2 separate regions of the Homo sapiens genome follow, and region 1 is linked to region 2. The links are chromatin loops, found by intact Hi-C in ENCODE. Cell type or tissue: heart right ventricle. All regions are shown on one strand. Each heading gives the region's core, and the rest is flanking DNA. Links, peaks and the distances in the headings are about the cores only.

What was found. A loop is a pair of places that touch in the nucleus more often than their neighbours do. Peaks named below come from ENCODE experiments on the same cell type or tissue, not always from the same donor. Only the 100,000 strongest peaks of a DNase experiment are listed, where the experiment ranks them.
Region 1: a loop joins it to region 2, with 2.3 times the contacts of the local background. A loop is called at or near these places in 3 of 110 quality-filtered maps.

Annotation. Positions count from the first base shown.
Region 1 is chr5:137,949,952-137,955,334 of GRCh38, reverse strand. It overlaps FAM13B (family with sequence similarity 13 member B), which reads left to right. Exons shown (of 24, transcript NM_001385994.1): 15 at 959-1,169; 16 at 1,870-1,999; 17 at 2,626-2,707. Among named protein-coding and RNA genes, the nearest start is that of PKD2L2, 63 kb to the right of the region's middle. RefSeq lists a silencer at 928-1,128. In heart right ventricle, for the core only: no CTCF peak of the experiment used is centred there; no DNase peak of the experiment used is centred there; H3K27ac peaks cover 2,220 bases.
Region 2 is chr5:137,886,273-137,891,600 of GRCh38, reverse strand. MYOT (myotilin) reads right to left here. Exons shown (of 10, transcript NM_006790.3): 9 at 4,604-4,737; 10 at 3,750-4,388. The coding sequence ends at 4,216. PKD2L2 (polycystin 2 like 2, transient receptor potential cation channel) reads right to left here and starts at 2,144. Exons shown (of 15, transcript NM_001300921.2): 1 at 2,079-2,144; 2 at 1,019-1,120. The coding sequence starts at 2,109. PKD2L2-DT (PKD2L2 divergent transcript) reads left to right here and starts at 2,282. Exons shown (of 4, transcript XR_948815.3): 1 at 2,282-2,454; 2 at 3,313-3,441. In heart right ventricle, for the core only: a CTCF peak has its summit at 2,236; DNase peaks (open chromatin) are centred at 2,190 and 2,670; H3K4me3 peaks cover 3,426 bases; H3K27ac peaks cover 4,619 bases.

The DNA of each region.
Region 1 (5,383 bases), core at 142-5,141, 64 kb before region 2:
CATCACAGTTTAATGTTAGAGGCCAGGTGCTGTCAGGTGAATTAGCTCCTCCTTTGGGAATATTAGAATTCTTCTAAAGTCAGAGAACTCCATTTGGTGAGTGTTCCATGTAACATGGGGAACAGCTCCCACTTTTTCTTAATATAGCTATTTGACAGTGAGGGACAGGTCATACACCTGACATCATTTGGCTTTTAAATTAAATTTCTAAGAAAGAACTGTTCAGTTCTTGCTGTTTCTGGTTTTCCCCTACTTGAAAACTAACATTTGTAAATAAAACATCTTTTGAAAAGTTCAGAATTATATTAAATAACATCTTTAGAATTAAATTGAGTTTTAAAGAGCTTGACAATGTCCTTTCTTGCTTTGCCACTGGGTTCAGAAATTTAAATTTATATGGAAATAGAACTCTGGGCTGGGCACAGTGGCTCATGCCTGTAATCCCTGCACACTGAGAGGCTGAGATGGGAGGATCACTTGAGCCTAGCAGTTCAAGACCAGCCTGGCCAACATAGTGAGACCTCGTCTCTACCAACAACAAAAAAAAGAAAATTAGTCAGGCGTAGTGGCAAGCGCCTGTAGTCCCAGCTACTCGGGAGGCTAAGGTGGGAGGATTGCTTGAGCCTAGAAGGTCGAGGCTGCAGTGAGCCACCATCATGACACTGAATTCCAGAGCCTGGGCAGCAGAGCGAGACCTTATCTCAAAAAAAAAAAATTGAACTCTGGACTAAAAAGTGAAGCTTGAATAATTTTAAACTATAGTAGGCTTTATGAAGATTATATATATATATATATACACACACACATGTATGTGTGTGTGTGTGTGTGTATGTGTGTATGTATATATGAACCACTACATAATGATATGATTTAAGGAACACATAGCTGATATTTTGTGACTTTTTTCCCACGTGGAATCAAGAGACCCATGGTACTATTCTTTGTGTTTGTTTTATAGAGCCATTTCCTGCTTTTAAGTCTTGGCAGGAGGACTCTGAGTCTGGAGAAGCTCAGCTGTCTCCACAAGCTGGAAGAATGAATCATCACCCCTTGGAAGAGGACTGTCCTCCAGTATTATCACACCGCAGTTTAGATTTTGGTCAAAGCCAGCGTTTCCTACATGATCCAGAAAAGTTGGATTCCTCATCTAAAGCACTGTCTTTTACTAGGTATATGATTTTTATGTACTTACAAGAGGCAATTCCTATTATGTACCCAAGTCTTTTGAGAGATTTAGTCTTCCAGCCTGGGCTTCAATAGTGAAACTCCATCTCAAAAAAAAAAAAAAAAAAAGAGAGAGATTGAGTCTTCTAGACATAGAATTCAGAGCTTTCTCACTGATTTTATAGAGCACATTTTTGTAAGTTTTGGTTTTTTTTGACCCTGCTGAGTTCAGTGAGGTGTAGCGTTTGAAGTTTGCTCTCAAATAGACATTTTCTCGTGGTGTATTATTCATTTATTTATGTATTCATCGCTGAAATACAGAGCTCTGTAAAGGAAGCAGCAAATGGTGCTGAGCAGTTCCTAATCTTTTTTTATCAAAGCTTTAAATGGATCTGAATGTCAAAAACTTTGTTATGCAGTTTGAACAGTTACAAGAGCTCTGAGCTGCTAGGTATCTTTGTTTCTTTGCTGCCTTTGTCCAAACCAGTTTTAAATGATTCCAAACTGTTTTCATCACCACTTGTATTAGCTAAATTTGTGGTCTGTAACATTACAGTGTTTCTTTATACTACCTGTCCTTTAGTGTTAGGGACTTATTTTTACCTTTAAGATTTACTTATTGCTAATAGTGCCATGTCAGGGCAATAAGAGATACAGTGTTGGTACTTGAAAATTTAACAGTGTTGGCCTTTTGTTTTAATTCAGAATTCGAAGATCATCCTTTAGTTCAAAAGATGAAAAGAGAGAGGACAGAACACCTTATCAGCTGGTCAAGAAACTTCAGAAGAAAATCAGACAATTTGAGGAACAGTTTGAAAGGGAAAGAAATAGCAAGGTAGGTTTGTAGCATTCCCCAGAGTGAGCTTAATCTAATATTAGAACTGAGAGGATAGTTTTTCAAAAGCATTAGTTTAGATCTGTGTGAGAAAGGTAACAAATCTGAGATACCCGGAGGAACAGTGATCATGTAGATCTGAGATTATATAACTCCTTGGTCTCCTGACTTCCAGGCCAGTATTCTTGCCATTTGCACCGTGGCATCTTTATATTTCCACTGGCAAAGCAGCTTTTAGAATTTTTAAAGCAAATACTTTACATTGACAAATCATGTTACTGCTATTTCTGCTCTATCAAAAACTACAAGTACCAAGTGGGGAGGAGAGGGAGTTTGTGAGGGATGGAGTGGAGGAGGGGAAAGAGAATTTTAATAGTTAGAACATATGAAGTGGAAAGAGTCCTGTACTTGGAGTCAGAAGACCCATATTCAAATCTGGCTTCTGCCAGTTACGAGACCTTACCTTGGGAGAACTTGACTTAATATCCTGCCCTATCTAATTAAAATAAGATGAAATGAGAATTGAGCAGTCTTTGCTGTGGGAATTGTAAAATACTATTTGGACATAAATTAATGTAACTATTGCTTATCACAAGTGTCAGTGATTCTGCTCCATAATTTTTCAGCCCTCCTACAGTGATATTGCTGCCAATCCAAAGGTATTAAAATGGATGACAGAGCTTACAAAACTGCGGAAGCAAATTAAAGGTATATTATGTGCCATTTTGTAATATATTTGCATTTTAAAAATTTTTTTATATTAATGTCTGAGAATCACAAATACAACTTTTGATAATTTTAAATCTTGGGCACTGTTTGACAAAAATAAAAGTTACCTTTTTTTGTTTTATTAGGGTCAAAATTGCATACTGTAGTACTGTGTTATAGTACAGTACTGTAGTTCTGTATTATATTTTAAATGTCTTTTTTGTGTTTTTATTAGTAATATCTTTTTGAAAGATACCTGAGATTGTATATTAATAAGTGAACTGATGTTATAAAGTTTATCTAAAATATATTTCAGATATTAAGCAGCTTTGAGTTTTGTTGGATATTTCATTAAGATTTTTTGGTAGGTATTTTCATCTAAGACTAAGAATGTCTAATCACAGTGACTCGTTTATACCACAAAGACTAAATTGTAACTCTTGAATGATAAACTAGGCATTGCATTTCTGGGTGTCAAACCAGTATAGTAATTGTTGAAGTATATTTAGTTTGTGGATGTTTAGTGAGTATGTGTTTTAATAATTATTACTTTAAAAATTATGCAAAATAGGGGTTTATTATCTGGAGCATCACTTTGGTTTAAATTTACTCAATAAAGTTTTTATTTTTATTTTTATTTCTAATTTTTTCGAGACAGAGTCTCACTCTGTTGTCCAGGCTGGAATTCAGTGACGCCATCTCAGCTCACTGCAACCTCTGCCTCCTGGGTTCAAGTGATTCTTGTGCCTTAGCCTCCCGAGTAGCTGGGATTACAGGTGCACGCCACCAAGCCCAGCTAATTTTTGTAATTTTAGTAGGGATGGGGTTTTGCCATGTTGCCCAGGCTGGTCTCGAACTCTTGGGCTCAAGCGATCCCCCTGCCTCAGCCTCCCAAAGTGCTGGGATTATAGGTGTGAGCCACTGCACCTGGCCTATAAAAATAAAAAAATATATATTTTTTATTTTTTTGAGACAGAATCTTGCTCTGTCATCGAGGTTGAAGTGTGGTAGCATGGTCATGGCTCACTGCAGCCTTGAACTGGTGAGCTCAAGTGATCCTTCCACCTCAGCCTCAAGAGTAGCTAGGACTACAGACATGCACTGCCACACCCAGGTAATTTTTTAAAATTTTGTATAGAGTTGGGGTCTTGCTTTGTGCCTGGATTGGTCTCAAACTTCTGGCCTTCAGCAGTTCTCCCACCTCGGTCTTGCAAAGTGTGGGGATTACAAGTATGAGCCACCGTGCCCAGCCCAGTAAAGTGTTAAGTATTTCTGAGGTACTAAATACTTTGTAGACAACTAGGGATATAGCAGTGAACAAGACAGACAGAGTCCCTGCTGTCATGGAGTTTATATTCTTGTGGTTAAGATAATGTTTGCCTCTCTCTCTCTCCTTTTTTTTTTTTTTTTTTTTTTTTGTTTGAGACAGGGTTTTACTCTGTTGCCCTGGAGTGCAGTGGCACGATCTTAGCTCATTGCAGCTTCCACCTCCCGGGCTGAAGCGATCCTCCCACCTCAGCATCCCGAGTAGCTGGGACTACAGGCACATGCCACCATGCCCAGCTAATTTTTTTGTATTCTTAGTAGAGATGGCATTGCACCATGTTGCCCAGGCTGGTCTCAAAACTCCTGGGCTCAAGCCATCTGTCTGCCTTGGCCTCCCACAGTGCTGGGATTACAGGCGTGAGCCACCTCACCCGGCCAAGATAATGTCTCTTAACTCCTCTTTAGAGTATCACTTAATTTTCCCCTATACTTCTGTTAAAGATTTCCTTGTTTAATGCCAATTTCCAGTCATCAGTGAAAATTATTACCTTGATTTTATTAGTAGTTGATACCATTAAATTGTCTAGCATTGGCCTCCTAATTTTCCCATTTTCTTTCACTTTTACTGCTCTGTAGTCCGTCTGCTGCATGGTAGTCAGAATTATCTTTAAAAAAGTCATGTTAGCCTGGGTCCCAGCTACTCTGGAGGCTGAGGCAGGAGGACCACTTAGGCCTAGGAGGTCAAGGCTGCAGTGAGCCATGTTTGTGCCACTGTACTCCAGCCAGGGTGACAGGGCAAGACCCTGTCTCAAAAAGAAAAATAAATAGTCTTACTACTTTCTTTTTCAAGCCCTTCAGTGGGCTTCCACCTAGAATAAAGTCAAAACTCCTTACTGTGGTTTTCAAGGCCTTGCACAGTCTGCCCTTGGCCGATTTTATCACTTTCATCTCTTTTCTGTTCCTCAAACTTGCCAAGCTTTAGGACCTTCACACTGGCTATTGCCTCACTGGGGACAGATGCCCTTCCACTAAATCCTTTGTGCTAGACAAGCTCCTTATTCCGTATTCTACCAGGATGATACTATTCAGAGAGGTCTTCTTTGTCAATCCCGTCCAATGTAGTTGTTCCTCCACAAATTATACTCCTTTTAGCGCTGTGACTCTACCCTGTTTTACCTATAGATCATAGCATTCTTTAAAGTTATTTTACTAATCTGAGTATTTGGTTATTGTTTTCCTTCTCTGAATATATGCTCCACAAGAACAGGAACCATGTCTGTTTTGTTTTCTTCTGTATCTCCCATGCCCATCAGAGCATTTTATTCAATAATAGGCTCTCTATGGATATAAAAATAATAGCTTGTTCTCTCTTTTTTTGTTGTTGTTTTTGTGTTTTTTTGAGACAGGGTC
Region 2 (5,328 bases), core at 1-5,000:
TTTTTACTTACATTTTTACATTTTCCAAATGTTCTGTAGTAAGCATGTAGTTTTCATAACCAAGCTTTTATAAAGCAGTCTAAGATATCTTAATTTATAAAGTTGCCTACAGTTATCTTTTTTTTTTTTTTCCTTGGGACAGGGTCTCAGCCTGTCACCCAGGCTGAAGTGCAGTCGTTGCAATCACAGTTCACTGCAGCCTCGACCTCCTGTGCTCAAGCAATCCTCCACCTCAGCCTTCTCAGTAGCTAGGACTACAGGGGTGTGCCACCACACCTGGCTAATTTTATAGTTGTCTTTTCAATCAAGAGCAGACTCAAACTCACCCCTACAACACCAATTAATTACTTAATTGCTATACAATTGCCAGTGTGTAGCACATACCAACATGAGACAATACTGCCAGTGAGCTTTCATCTACTGTTATGTTGGGTGCCATCGACAAATGCTCTTTAATACTCCTCTTTGCATATTAAGCCAATGCTATTGACCCACAGGTAGGAGGAATGCAGGTTGAGATGTTTTCCCAGTCCTCCTTAATTATTTGCATTGACTCAGCACAAACTATTTTTTTAACTGCAATAGGTCAGTGAAAAGAACCAAGCTAATGGCAGACACCAAGATGAACTTTGGCCTCATTTGTACTTTGATTTATGAAACTCAGCTGATGTGTCTATATGACTCTAAACAAAATCAAATTGCAGTTGCCAACCCAAGGGATGAATTATGCTCAAGACAGAACTGCCAAATGAAAGGAATAATTCTAATTCAGTCAGTATTGACTATGGAAGCTTCTTACATTTGCGATGTAAAATTTTGCCCCTTAAGAACTGAAAATAGTCAATTTCTAAATGAAATGAATCTAAATGAATTTAAGATTATGTTTAAACGTGTCACTGTATTTTGAGTTTTAGTAGCCTGACAGCCTGTGGTTTTGAAGTTTGTATGTTTTATTTTTCATCTCCACATTTTAACTTCTTAGTTCAAACAAACAGCATCTTTATATCTGTGTACTTACATATACATAGGTTTATTAAAAAAATAAAGTAGAGTAACAATTCCTGAAGTGTGGTTGTAATTTCTACTTCCTTTCTGTAATGCAACTTATGTTTCGAAGCCCCTGTGAGATATAAGACAAAATTTTTCTTTACATTATTATGTAATTTATAAGTGACAACAATGGAAAAACCACAGCCACTTTTAGTCCTTACACTGCGGGGAGGAAAGCTCCAATAGCTTCTGGCTATTTTTCAATTCTTAGTTTTACGAGGCAGGGATAATTTTTTTACTATATACTATTAATAACAGATTTTTTTTTTGAGACGGAGTCTAGCTCTGTCGCCAGGCTGGAGTTCAGTGACGCGATCTCGTCTCACTGCAGCCTCCGCCTCCCCGGTTCAAGCGATTCTCCTGCCTCAGCCTCCCGAGTAGCTGGGACTACAGGCGCGCGCCACCACACCCAGCTAATTTTCGTATTTTTAGTAGAGATGGGGTTTCACCATGTTGGCCAGGATGGTCTCGATCTCTTGACCTTGTGATCCGCCCGCCTCGGCCTCCCAAAGTGTTGGGATTACAGGCTTGAGCCACTGCGCCCGGCCACTAACAGATTTTATATCATGATGTCTTCTCGCCAGTCTTAAGATGAAAAAGCAAAATACGAAACAAGTAAAACCTCTCATCTGTCCTAACCGTTTTCTCCACCCTCAATACAGCTTCTTGGGAAGGCTGGTTTCTGCTGGACAGGGGAAAAACACCTCGGCTTGAATTCTGTCAAGGTCACGACTCCCCAGATCAACCAAGGACTTTAGAGACCGGCCTAGCGACGGTCACTCGACAGGTGACAACGCCCAGCTCGAGCCTCCGGCAAGAGGCGAGCGCCACCTCGCTCAGGGCTTCAGTTTTCCCGTCTGTGCAATGGGACCATCTGTCCCTCTCCGCTTCCCCAGGGGAGGCTGTGAGGGCTAAAGGTGTCGGCAGTCACATCTCTCAAACGAATTTGGGGCCGCAGAGTTCCTTTCAGGGTGTCTGGAACTGCCAAATCGCCCCTGTCCCTCCCACTCCTTAAGAGGACCCCTCACCGCCTCGGTGCCACCGTGACGCCTCAGCCATGGCGGACCTGCACTACACCGCCCGTTCGTTCGCCTGAGGCCGCGGCGCTTGCGCGCTAGTCTTGCGGCGCGCGCTGCCCGGCTCTGACGCCTGCGCGAGCCCCCAGCTCCTCCAGGGCGGCGAGCTACTCGACAAGTCGTCAGCGCGGCTGCGCCGCAGGAGCCCGGGAGGCCTTTCGCCCGAGGCGGGCTGCGGGCTGCTGGGGTCTGGTGCGGAGGGCCAACTTCTGGGAATAACCTGGCTGTGGGCTTAAAAATCGTAGTCATTCATTATCACGGGCTTCTCTCTCTCGAATACCTTTAACATTTATCGCCTTGTTAGTCTCCACATCCACCTCCGTGAAAGGTAGGTATTTTTGTCCTCATTTTAGGCCTGAAGAAACCGAGAAGCTGAGAAATGAAGTAATTCACTGGAAGTTGGGGCCAAGTCTTGGATGCCCAAGCCCAAATTCCTAACCGTGACCCTACGCTGCTGCTGCTGCTGCTACTTGCAGAAACTGGTTATTAACCGAGAGCTGTTGCTGGAAGTAGCTTCCACTCCCCTGCCCCCGTGATGTAAAAATAGATGAAAAACTCTGCAGTGATTATGTGAAAGGTCAGGCCGACACAGGAGTCCTGGGGCCCAGACCCACATCTGACCCAGAAGCTTTGCAAAGATGAGAAGGTTGGTAAACCAGCTATAGAAAAGGCCAAACTAATTTGGCTGTAAATTAAGGCAGCCAAAAGCCCTCCAGGATGTAAGACCAGGACGGATTCTCGTGTTGATAAAAAGGAAAATAAAATGGAATCCAGTCCAAAGGCCCCAGGGAAACCTGCAAAGAAAACCACTAACCAGTTTTGAAAGTAAAAGATAAAGCCACTTTTGTTATTTCCCTGAAAGAGATGTAGACTGCTGTCGATAAATGCTGTTTTATGTGTAGATAAAAAGCAAAACGGCCACACAGTAGTGAGGGTCAAAAACTACCATCGATGAGAGGAACAGGAGAGGCCTCGCAAAAGGCTGACAGCCAGTGAACTAGAAGCCCGAGAGGAAAAAAAGCTTTAGAATAGTTTTAACAAAAGGATTTGGGCTTTCCTGTACTGGGACTCTCAGCTGTTCACAAAATTATGCTTTCTAAAGTAACAGATTATCTGAAATTGAAATTATTAGAGGAAAAACACCCATATATAGGTAATCAAATTTACATAATTTTTTTTTTTTTAGAGATGGAGTCTCGCTATATTTCCCAGTCTGGCCTCAAACTCCTGATCTTAAGGGATCCCCAGCTCAACCTCTCCCAGCAGCTGGGACTACCGGGCTGTCAAATTTACATTAACTATGAGAATTAAGCAGGTAATCTCTAGAGACTATTCTTATTCCTTTGAGCATAACAGACTGAAAAATCCTGAAGAATTAGAAACCTGTTTGGTTAAAACAAAATCACAAATTCAGTAGATTCAGTCATGATTTAAGTTCTTGTGATTGCCTTTGAAGTGCAAACCATGGCAAGTCTAGCTTAGTTTCTAGAGGAATTGGCTGAGCTGTAAGTGAGCTTCACACTGTTCTAGAATATAACATTGCTCTTTTGGAACTTGTTATTCATAGGTTTTGCTGAGTGGAGTTTTATTTTACAGATCTAGACTTTTGTGAAGAGGAGACAGTCCGTTTTAAATATTTGAATTTTATTTTCTTTTGACATACAACTGTGGAACACTCAGATAATCTATACCATGTTAGTATTCCTACAAGAGAAAACGGGTAAAACAGTATTTAGAAAGCAGTACCAGTAAACGTTATTACAAGCATTAGATGTGTTTAAAAAGTTGATACTAATTTATAACCTGTAATTGTTAAATGTGCATGACTTAAATGTTAAAATCCTGTATTTTAAGATAGTCTTCTGCAGTTACAAATCCATATACCCAGATTTCCTGTAGGCTTCACAAATCGGAGGGGTACATAGAATGTGCAAGAGTCAAAGGATAAATAATATTATAAATATATATTAACTATATTACCTAATTAAAACCATAATCTGTTAATACAGCTATGGATTAATTTCAAAAAAATGTAATCAAATATATTACTAATGGTGTAGTTGGCTGTTTTCCAATGTTGGTAAAGTTATTAAAGTTCTTCACTTTCATAGAGTCCAGATTGAGCTGCCAAACGCTGAAATTCTCCTTCTGGGTTAAAAGCTTGTTTTACATTCAAACCTTTCCCATTAAGTGCTAAATATTTGCTGAATGTTGGTCGAACCCGTAACTGCTTAGGAGCTGGAAGAGTTTGGTTTGGACGTGCTGAAATAGATCACATAAAAGTTGATTCAGAAAACCTGTTCTAACCAAATTGGTCACACTAGGTATTTATTATCAGACAGGAAAAGAAAAAAGAACCAAAACTGATTATATATGGGGAAAATATCTCAAATTTTATACTCTGCTGGGATTTTCATTTCTTATTAAATCTTCCTAGTTAAATCCCTTATAATACTTTGGTTAATAGTATGACATACCCGTAACGTCTAATCTTGTGTTACATGTAGTCACTCCAGCTTCATTAACTGCTGACACAGTATACCACCCAGCATCTTTCTTGTTTACATCTTTTATCAGTAAAGTAACTCTTCCAGTGTTATCTTGATATAAGCTGAAATAAAAATTTTTAAGAAATGAAAGTACAGGAATTATTTCTGTGAAGTGGATGTCTCTGACCAACAGTCAGACTAGGAAGAAAAAAACATTTGAAAATTCCAAAGCTGTATCTATTTATTGCCAAATAGCTATTGGTTTTCTTGAATTAAACATCCCCCCTTGGGTGCTGTCTCCCTCTGCTCTTCAATCTGTCCCCTGATGGTCCCTGTCATTCACTCGGGTGTGTCTGTGTTTGTATTTATGCGTATGTATAGGGGAATGGAGGGGTCCTGACCTGTTCCGTTATCTGTCTCCTACCTCCTCCTTTGTTTAATAAAGGCTGAAGCTTTTTGTAAAGAAAGAAAAGAAAAGAAAACATCCCCCTTTAATCTTGTTTATGTCATTTATTTCCTTGGGCCATCTTTCATCATCGTTGATAAAAAGATAAATCCTAGTCTACTTTATGCCTTACATTTCTGATTAGTGGAATCTGGCTTACTGAAGTTTTCTTACATTTTTATCTAATATATATTTTATTATATTATTCTTTAGTGTTTTAAAAACTAGACAAATTGAGATAAATGCATGCCATTTATAATGCATGTTA